2 separate regions of the Homo sapiens genome follow, and region 2 is linked to region 1. The links are chromatin loops, found by intact Hi-C in ENCODE. Cell type or tissue: heart right ventricle. All regions are shown on one strand. Links, peaks and the distances in the headings refer to the core of each region. The heading gives the core; the rest is flanking DNA.

The links. A loop is a pair of places that touch in the nucleus more often than their neighbours do. Peaks named below come from ENCODE experiments on the same cell type or tissue, not always from the same donor. Only the 100,000 strongest peaks of a DNase experiment are listed, where the experiment ranks them.
Region 2: it touches region 1 in a loop (3-fold over the local background); 14 of 110 quality-filtered maps call a loop at or near these places.

Annotation. Positions count from the first base shown.
Region 1 is chr2:224,632,532-224,637,296 of GRCh38, reverse strand. The region is part of intron 2 of LOC105373909 (a long non-coding RNA gene); the gene reads right to left. Among named protein-coding and RNA genes, the nearest start is that of CUL3, 50 kb to the right of the region's middle. In heart right ventricle, for the core only: no CTCF peak of the experiment used is centred there; no DNase peak of the experiment used is centred there.
Region 2 is chr2:223,968,202-223,972,966 of GRCh38, reverse strand. No RefSeq gene overlaps it. Among named protein-coding and RNA genes, the nearest start is that of MRPL44, 13 kb to the right of the region's middle. In heart right ventricle, for the core only: a CTCF peak has its summit at 2,502 (motif pointing left); no DNase peak of the experiment used is centred there.

The sequences.
Region 1 (4,765 bases), core at 821-3,320:
TACCAGCCACCATGATAGATATGAGAAATAAAAGAATGAGTAAAACATGGTACCTACCTTCAGCAAAATCCTGCAGAAGGAAACAGTAGGGGTGGGCATTACCGATTGCTAATCTAGAAGGCATCCCTCCCTTAGGCCTACCAGAGCTCTGGTTGAAGGGTAAATCCCTGTCTCTTGTTCGTCATTGGGCAGGTGAAAATTCTTGCCTAGTCATGAGAAGTGTACTGCAGGTTTCCCCCATCCTCTAGGTAAGGGTCCCCTAAATCAGAACCGTCAGCTTCTGGAAGCTTTTATTTGTCTGCTTCTGGATGATGTCATTCACAGATTATACATCTGGAACTGGCGTATCCATTCACCACGGGCCTGAGGATGGAGCTGACCCATGGAGAAGCACAGAGTGAGCTGGAAGAGGCACAGGGAAACGGAGCCAGAGTCAAAGATGAACATAACTGAAAATCTGTCCTACGTCTGGGCTTCTGGTCATGGGGGCCAATGGATTTCTTTATTATTTAAGGCAGTGGTCCCAATCTTTTTGGCACCAGGGACCAGTTTCATGGAAGACAATTTTTCCAAGGACAGAGGGATGGAGAGGGTGAGATGGATTCGGGATGAAACTGTTCCACATCAGATCATCAGGCATTAGATTCTCATGAGGAGCACACAATCTACATCCCTCACATGCGCAGTTCACAATATGCTTCTCACTTCTATGGGAATCTAATGTTGCAGCTGATATGACAGGAGGCGGAGCTCACTGGTAATGCTCGCTCACCCGCCACTCACCTCCTGCTGTGTGGCCCGTTTCCTAACAGGCCACGGATTGGTACTGTTCCATGGCCTGGGGGTTGGGGACCCCTTATTTAAGGTAATTTGACTTGGGTTTCCTTGTACTTGCAGACAAAATGAGCTGATATGCCTATACCAACAGCTCTTCCCATAAGAAGATCCATGGTTGGCACCAACTTTTTCTCCAAGACGATAGTGACATGCAATGCCACAGACATTCCATGGCATGTGCAGGAACTGTGCTTTTGTTTCTCAGTGAAGACACTAGGTGCTTTTGGACACTTTCTCCTCTCTCTTTGCCCTTGTATTTGCAGTGTCCCTTCCCCATTCCCACCTAGTTTAGCTTAAACTACCATATGTGAAATGTCAAGTAGGCATGGGAAAGTTTCTCCAAGTATGAGTGTTTCTGTAAGTCAATTTTCAGTCACAAAACATTTTTTTTTAGTAGAAGTATCTTTTTTTTTTTTTTTTGAGATGGAGTCTTGCTCTGTCGCCCGGGCTAGAGTGCAGTGGCCCGATCTCGGCTCACTGCAAGCTCTGCCTCCTGGGTTCACGCCATTCCCCTGCCTCAGCCTCCTGAGTAGCTGGGACTACAGGCACCCGCCACCACGCCTGGCTAATTTTTTGTATTTTTAGTAGAGAGGGGGTTTCACCGTGTTAGCCAGGATGGTCTTGATCTCCTGACCTTGTGATCCGCCCACTTCAGCCTCCCAAAGTGCTGGGATTACAGGTGTGAGCCACAGTGCCTGGCCCAAAATTAAAAATATTTTAAAGCCTTTCTGAAATGTTTAACTAAAATGCATTAATTTAAGGATAAAACCTTGTAACATTTATTATTTCCTTTCAAAAAATACTTTAATATCAACTTTTTTTTTTTTTTTTTGAGACGGAATCTTGCTCCCGTTGTTCAGGGTGGAGTGCAGTGGCTCAATCTCGTCTCATTGCAACCTCCACCTCCTGGGTTCAAGTGATTCTCCTTCCTCAGCCCCCAGAATAGCTGGGATTACAGGCATGCGTCACCACGCCCAGCTAATTTTTGTATTTTTAGTAGAGATGGGGTTTTGTTATGTTGGCCAGGCTGGGCTCGAACTCCTGACCTTAGGTGATCCACCTGCCTCAGCCTCCCAAAGTGCTGGGATTACAGGCATGAGCCACCTTGCCTTGCCAACTTTTTAAAATTTTTTTTTTCTTGAGACGGAGTCTTGCTCTGTCCCCAGGCTGGAGTGCAGTGGCATGATCTTGGCTCACTACAAGCTCCGCCTCCTGGGTTCACACCATTCTCCTGCTTCAGCCTCCTGAGTAGCTGGGACTACAGGCGCCTACCACCACGCCCGGCTAATTTTTTGTATTTTTAGTAGAGACGGGGTTTCACCGTGTTAGCCAGGATGGTCTTGATCTCATGACCTCGTGATCCACCCGCCTCGGCCTCCCAAAGTGCTGGGATTACAGGTGTGAGCCACTGCGCCTGGCTGCCAACTTTTTTTCTTTTTTTTTCTTTTTCAGCTGGAGTCTCAATCTGTCGCCCAGGCTGGAGTCCAGTGGTGTGATCTCTGCTCACTGCAACCTCTGCCTCCCAGGTTTAAACGATTCTCCTGCCTCAGTCTCCCAAGTAGCTGGGATTATAGGCATGTGCCACAAAGCCTGGCTAGTTTTTCCATCTTTAGTAGAGACGAGGTTTCGCCATGTTGGCCAGGCTGGTCTCAAACTCCTGACCTCAAGTGATCCGCCCTCCTCGGCCTCCCAAAGTGCTGGGATTACAGGTGTGAGCCACCATGCCCAGCCCAATATCAACTTTTAATGTAAGTAAAAATTTACTCATTCTTTGCAGTCTCTGTTACTGACTAAAGCAAATGATGATAATTCTATTTTGAGTATTTTAAAATTTTTTCTCTTATATTTCTGAGTAGAGATTGCCATTTTCAAAGAACCACTACTTGTTCCTCTAGCTACTGGTGATGGGGCACATGATCTGCTGAGTATTTTCAAGTATGCTTCTGGGACTTCCATTATATTCATAGATTAACTATAGAAAATAGACAACATTTTCGCTATGATAATACCACCTTATTTTTCTGTGTTACTTTTTTGTTTACAGTGCTTCTTTGTATACATATCACATTTTATTTTTCATTTATCTGTGAGGTACTCTTCATTATACTGATATTTTAAAAGTGAATAACGAGGCCAAGCGGGGTGGCTCACACCTGTAATCCTAGCACTTTGGGAGGCCAAGGCAGGCGGATTGCCTGAGTTAAGGAGTTGGAGACCAGCCTGGGCAACATGGCAAAACCCTGTCTCTACTAAAAATACAAAAAAATTAGCCAGGTATGGTGGCTTGGCACACGCCTGTAATCCTAGCTACTTGCGAGGCTGAGGCAGGAGAATCACTTGAACCCAGGAGGCAGAGGTTGCAGTGAGCTGAGATTGTGCCACTGCACTCCACCCTGGGTGACAAAGTGAGACTCTACCTCAAAAAAAAAAGTAAATAAATGAATAAAATGAAAAGAGAATAATGAGCATGAAAATTCACAATTAGTTAATTAAAAAGTGGAACTTGAACTCAGGTTTTTGAATGGCTAGTTTAGTTCCTTTAAAAATGATATTCAGCTGGGCACGGTGGCTCATGCCTGTAATCCCAACACTTTGGGAGGCCAAGGCAGGCGGATCACGAGGTCAGGAGATCGAGACCATCCTGGCACTAACACGGTGAAACCCTATCTCTACTAAAAACACAAAAAATTAGCCAGGTGTGTTGGCACGTGCCTGTACTCCCAGCTACGCAGGAGGCTGAGACAGGAGAACTGCTTGAACCCGGGAGGCAGAGGTTGTAGTGAGCAGAGATCACGCCACTGCACTCCAACCTGGGCCACAGAGCAAGACTCTATCTCAAAAAGAAAAAGATATTCTTCTCCATGCACTGATACATGGTCATCTGAAGAACATCCCTGACACCGTCCCCTGGGAGGAATTCATCTGAGCGATATCAAAGTGGCACAGACTCTGCTACTTATTAACTTTGGTTGTCATGATTTTAGACTATGATGAAACGATTGCTTCTATTTTAATAGGATAATAGCAAATACTTAAAGAACAATTCCCACATAACTTCTCTTTGTCCCACGTTGCTTCTTAAAACTTTAAATGTATTAGGTTGATGCGAAAGTAATTGCGGTTTTTGCAATTACGTGGCAATAATTTTTTCACCAACCTAATAACTGAGTCTCAAACACCCTAGGCCTCCCATTTCTACACAAACAGGAGTAACTATATGGTGCCTGCAAGGAGCAACATCCATCTTCCCTAGAAGTTCTTAAACACATCAACTGGGGCCAGTGAAATGCCTCTTGTCTGGACTTCCTCTCCTCCAACAAGATCAAAAGAAAGCTTGAAATATCTCTCCTTCTCCACCCTCCAGCCTGCAAAGTCTCACCACCACTGCCATGAATCCCCCAGGATGAATCTCAAGTCCCATAATCTTGTGTGTGTCAATCACCCTAATAAGACCCAGATTCTCAGGTCATCTGGAATCTTCCTCACTCGAACCCCCATAGAGCTCTGCACAGCCCCTGTCTGGCCCTATGTTCTACTCCTCTACGGCTCTTAGAACCTTTTCCACACTGCCCTCTGCAATTCATGATCCATCCTTTATAAAATCCCTGTACCCTCAGGCTGGGTGCAGTGGCTCACGCCTGTAATCCCAGCACTTTGGGAGGCCGAGTCGGGCAGATCATGAGGTCAGGAGTTCAAGACCAGCCTAGCCAATATGGTGAAACCCCGTCTATACTAAAAAATACAAAAAATTAGCCAGTCATGGTGATGTGCACCTGTAGTCCAAGCTACTCGGGAGGCTGAGGAAGGAGAATCACTTGAACCCAGGAGGCAGAGGTTGCAGTGAGCTGAGATCGTGCCATTGCACTCCAGCCCGGGCAATAGTGCTAAACTCCGTCTCAAAAATAATAATCATAATCATAATCATAAT
Region 2 (4,765 bases), core at 1,214-3,713, 660 kb after region 1:
TCACAACAGAAGTTTACAAAGAGGCCCAAGGGAGTGGCCTTTGTACCGGGAGTGCTGTTTTCTGAAAATGAAAAACTGAATAATACATGAGATTCACATGCAGGGCGGGTACGAAAGAGCAGGGATGCAGGCGTTTCCCCTGGGCCAGCAGAGTAGCAATTGCCCACTTCCTAAGAGTGATCAGTGGTGACAGCTGGGAGAGAGGTGAGAGCTCGGTAAGCTGGGAAGTGACTTCTATGTCCTTGACCTCCTGTGAATGTTGAAAGACACTGTGTCATTTGCCTACTGAGAGTCGGCTTTGGGAGGCCCAAGAGTGGAAGACACTACTGGCTTTAAAGCTCCATTTCTCTGGGGATTCCCAAACTGTGCCTTCGACCATCTCTTAAATCTTGAAGAAAAAGAGAGATGTGATTTAAATGAGAAATTTGCAAAATGAGAAATAGCTGTTCTTCATCACACCAAATGCATTGTTAGTGTTTTCAGATAAAATTATTATTAGGTAGCAAAATGGAAGTGAAATTTTTGATTTCTTGGTGCCATACCTCCTTCATCTAAGTTTATGATCCCACCTTGACCCTCTCTTGAATCTTGAAGATAAAAATAGAGATGGTGTGATTTAAATGAGAAATTTGCAAGATAAGAAATCACCGTTCTTCACACCAAGTACATTGTTAATGTTTGCAGATAACATTATTATTAGGGGCCTGGTGCAGTGGCTCACTCCTATAATCCCAATACTTTGGGAGGCCCAAGGGTTTGAGACCAGCCTGGGCAACCTACTGAGACCCTATCTCTTAAAAAAAAAAAAAAATTATTAGGTGGCAAAATGAAAATGAAATTTTAAATTTCTTAGTGCTATACCCCCTTCATCTGAAGTTTATAATCTCTTGCCAAAGGTAAAGTGAAGAATGGCGGGCCTCCATGCCTATCCTTCCTAGACAAAAAACAATAAAAAAATCCCAGGACCAAGAATTGAGTCCTGGTGGCGGACTGCCAGGAGCCTCATGAACATCACTGTCAAGTCAGTTCATCTGATGACGCTCAGCTGATTTTTTTTTTTTTTTTTTACTAGATTTGTCTTATTAACTGTGTAAGTCTATTGCTAAACGTCTCCTGGCCCTTACTGATATGTCTTCATGTGAAGATGCTGACATCAATAGTTTATGTACAGGAAACATTGTCAGAAAGTCAAACTCTTCCCCTCTCGGAAATATCCTTCTCTGTCAATGACCTCTTTACTCATGTCTTCTGCAAAAAAGAGGATCAGAATAGAACAAACTGAGTTCATTTGAAATTTGAAAAATAAAATAGGGACAGGGTCTTGCTATGCATCACAGCTGGTCTCACTCCTGAGCTCAAGCAATCCTCTTACCTTGGCCTCCCAAAGTGCTGAGATTACAAGCATAAGTCTCCATGCCAGGCCTTCATTTGCAATTTTAATACACAACAGCTCAGGTGAAAAGATACTCCTTGAACTCCTCTGAATAATCAAATAATGTCGTTCTTCCTCAATTGAAGAAGGAATAAGTTAATGTTTTCAACTTTCCCAATTGTTTTTCTCCCAGAAAGTTTTCTTAAACCATTAGTCTTCTGTATTAGTAAACACTAATAGGCAGGCAGATAAATGAACAACAAATAGTCATGGAAAGCACAAAGACCACCAATGCCAAAACAGCTTTCTTTTTTCAGGAGCATGTGTGATTGTGATTTTTGATTGTATAAGTTCCAGGAAAAATTGTTATTAGTTTGCATGATGGGATTAGATCTAGCAATCATTCTTGGTATTATACAGAGAGAACCATGGCTTTCAAGTAAGTGCTCTGATACTCAACCAAAGTTAAGAGACTCTAGGTCCCAGAGGACAATAGTTGAGGGACTTTGCAAACTAAGGCTGGGGGAAATGGAACAGGGATGAACTGAGGGGAAGAAAAACAAAGTGGGCTTAGGATGAAGAACGTGGGCAGCATGCTGGCAGCTGAGCATCCTCAGTGCATACCCCTCTGCTGAGGGCTGCTGTGAGCTGGCCACCCTGATGGGAAGACTGTCTACGTCTGGCTTCAGGAACTGTCCCGATGGACACAGGATTCCCTTGCCTCCGCAGTGCATCTTCTCCTATCAACAAAAGGAAGTAGGAAGAAAGAAACACCAAGAAGAGGCCTGCAAAAAGGTCTTCTAAAAGTTTTATCTATGGCAGCCCTGCACTCTTCCTTCTTTCCGGTGAATAGAAAAGAGCTCAAAAATCCATACCTTCACATCTCAGGTGAATTGTTCATACATCAAATTCTTGTAACATCCAAAGGCGAGGGAAGAACAAGGTGAGCTGGCTCCTGAAGAAGTATTCATGGAATATTAGAGCCGAAAGGGGCCTTGAAAAGTCATATTTCATGGTAATCCTGTGCCATATAGACATAATCTTTCCTGTATCGGTAGAAAATAGGTTCCCCATAATGGCCAATTCACATACTAAATTGTGCAATAGGATTACAGCACCATCTTGTGGCCAAAATCAGTACAGCTCTGAACACAAAAAGCTCCAATTTGTTCCATTCTTACTTGGAGTTTAGTGTTAGTTTCCAGTTTACTTTCTTGTGACCACATACAACACTTTGAGAAAAATATTCCTCATTATACATATGCATATAATAAAGAGTATGAATTTAAAAGAATAGGGGTTATGTAATTAAGTCTGTAGACATTAATGTTACATTTTTGGCTAGAGGATTTTTTTGGTACAATTATACTTTGGGCACAGGGAACTGGAGAGTGGGAAAAGGTGGAAAAAGTCAGAATTTCAAAGTAAATGACTAATGTCTTCCTCTGGTGTGAACCTAAATTCAAATGTCAGTGCTTCCAGTCTTATGACTGTCTTCTCAACATGGACGAGGCATTAGTCAAAGAGCTAGTCCTTCACATGGTCACTGAATGCTCTTGGTCACATGCACCATTTGATGACATTCTTGTACCCACATGTTCCTTCTACCCACATATCATACTTATGCAGTTAGGCTCATAGGACAAATAGCTACTCAGAGACTGGTTCCAAATTTCAAGCTATATTTGATATGCAATTGAAAATGTATGTCAATTTTTCTAAATTTTCTACATTTCTACCCTATTTTAGAGGGTGCTTTTAAAAAGTACAACAATTTAAGTTCAAAGAAGGCTTTACTTAGAAATATGTTGAAATTACATTCTACATAAGGCATATGGATCTCTACTTGCAAAGTAGTTTTATGAACTAGAGCCAGACTTGTCCCACATGTAAATTTGGAAGCATTCAAAGTTTAAAAGTTTGAAAACCTAAAAGGATAGTTCCCCTCTAAGCTTGCAGGGTAAGGTCCTGCAAACTCCCCTGAGCAGGAGAAATTTGGGAACGCACAATCAGCACTATTTAGCGGGGGGGGGGGGGGGGCGGGGAGGGGGAAGAAAAGGATTACTGGGTTTGCAAATGAATTCCCTAGACTTTCTTAATGTTTACCTTAAAAAAAATTAGAATCATACCACAGCTAGATTCTGCCATCTCACAGATGCTGGATAAGTGGTCAGAAGACATGTCTTTTGCTTTCCAGAAAAGTTTGTCATATAATCTCTTTTCTCCTACAGTGCCAATGAGATGCTTATCAAATCATGTTTACTTGTGAGTAACACATATAAATGGCATTTTACCACTGGTTTTGGTCCTCTATCCTTGTGTTCCATTACTAGGAGTTGAAGTTAACTCTGAAAAAAAGGTAAAATATAGTTGACCCTTGAACAATGCAGGGATTAGGGATGTTGACCCCTCATGTAGCAGTAAATCTGTATATTAACTTTAAACTTCCCAAAAACTTAACTCCTAATAACCTATGGCTGACTGGAAGCCTTACTGATGATATATTAATAAATAATCAATTAACACATATTTTATTATATAGATTATAAACCTTATTCTTACAACAAAGCTAAAAATATTAAAGAAATCAAAGAAAATATATTTACTATTCATTAAGTGGACACGGATGATCAAAAAGGTCTTCATCCTTGTCTTCACGCTGAGTAGGCTAAAGAGGAGGAGGAAAAGGGGGATGGTCTTGCTGTCTCACGTTGGCAGAAGCAGAAGAAAATCTGCATATATATACTGATCTGCACAATTCGAACCCACGTTGTTCGAGGGTCAACTTTAACTCACTTTTAACCTGCCAATTCAGTCAACTAGTTAATTTTTCAAATTTTCCCCTCCAAAAAGTCTCTGCTTTACCTTTGGGAGCTATAAACCCTGTAAGATAACTCAAGTTCCACTTTCCTAGCCAGGCTCAGGAAAGGCATTTCAAAGTTCCTTCATCTTTCTTTATAAAAAAATGTCAGGCCGGGCACAGTGGCTCACGCCTGTAATCCCAGCACTTTGGGAGGCCGAGGTGGATGGATCACGAGGTCAGGAGATTGAGACCGCCCTGGCCAACATGGTGAAACCCCGTCTCTACTAAAATACAAAAAAAATTAGCTGGGTGTGGTAGCACGCACCTATAGTCCCAGCTACTCGGAAGGCTGAGGCAGGAGAATCGCTTGAACTCAGGAGGCGAAAGTTGCAGTGAGCTGAGATCGCGCCACTGCACTCCAGCTTGGGCAACAGAGCGAGACTCTGTCTAATAAATAAATAAATTCATGGCAAATGTACTGTTGGTTTTAACATTTTACCTCTTTTCTATTCTCAACTCGTAGGTCCTGCTATTCTTGTTAACCCCTGGGAGTGACTAATGGAAGACTCAAACTAAAAATTACTGTTGCC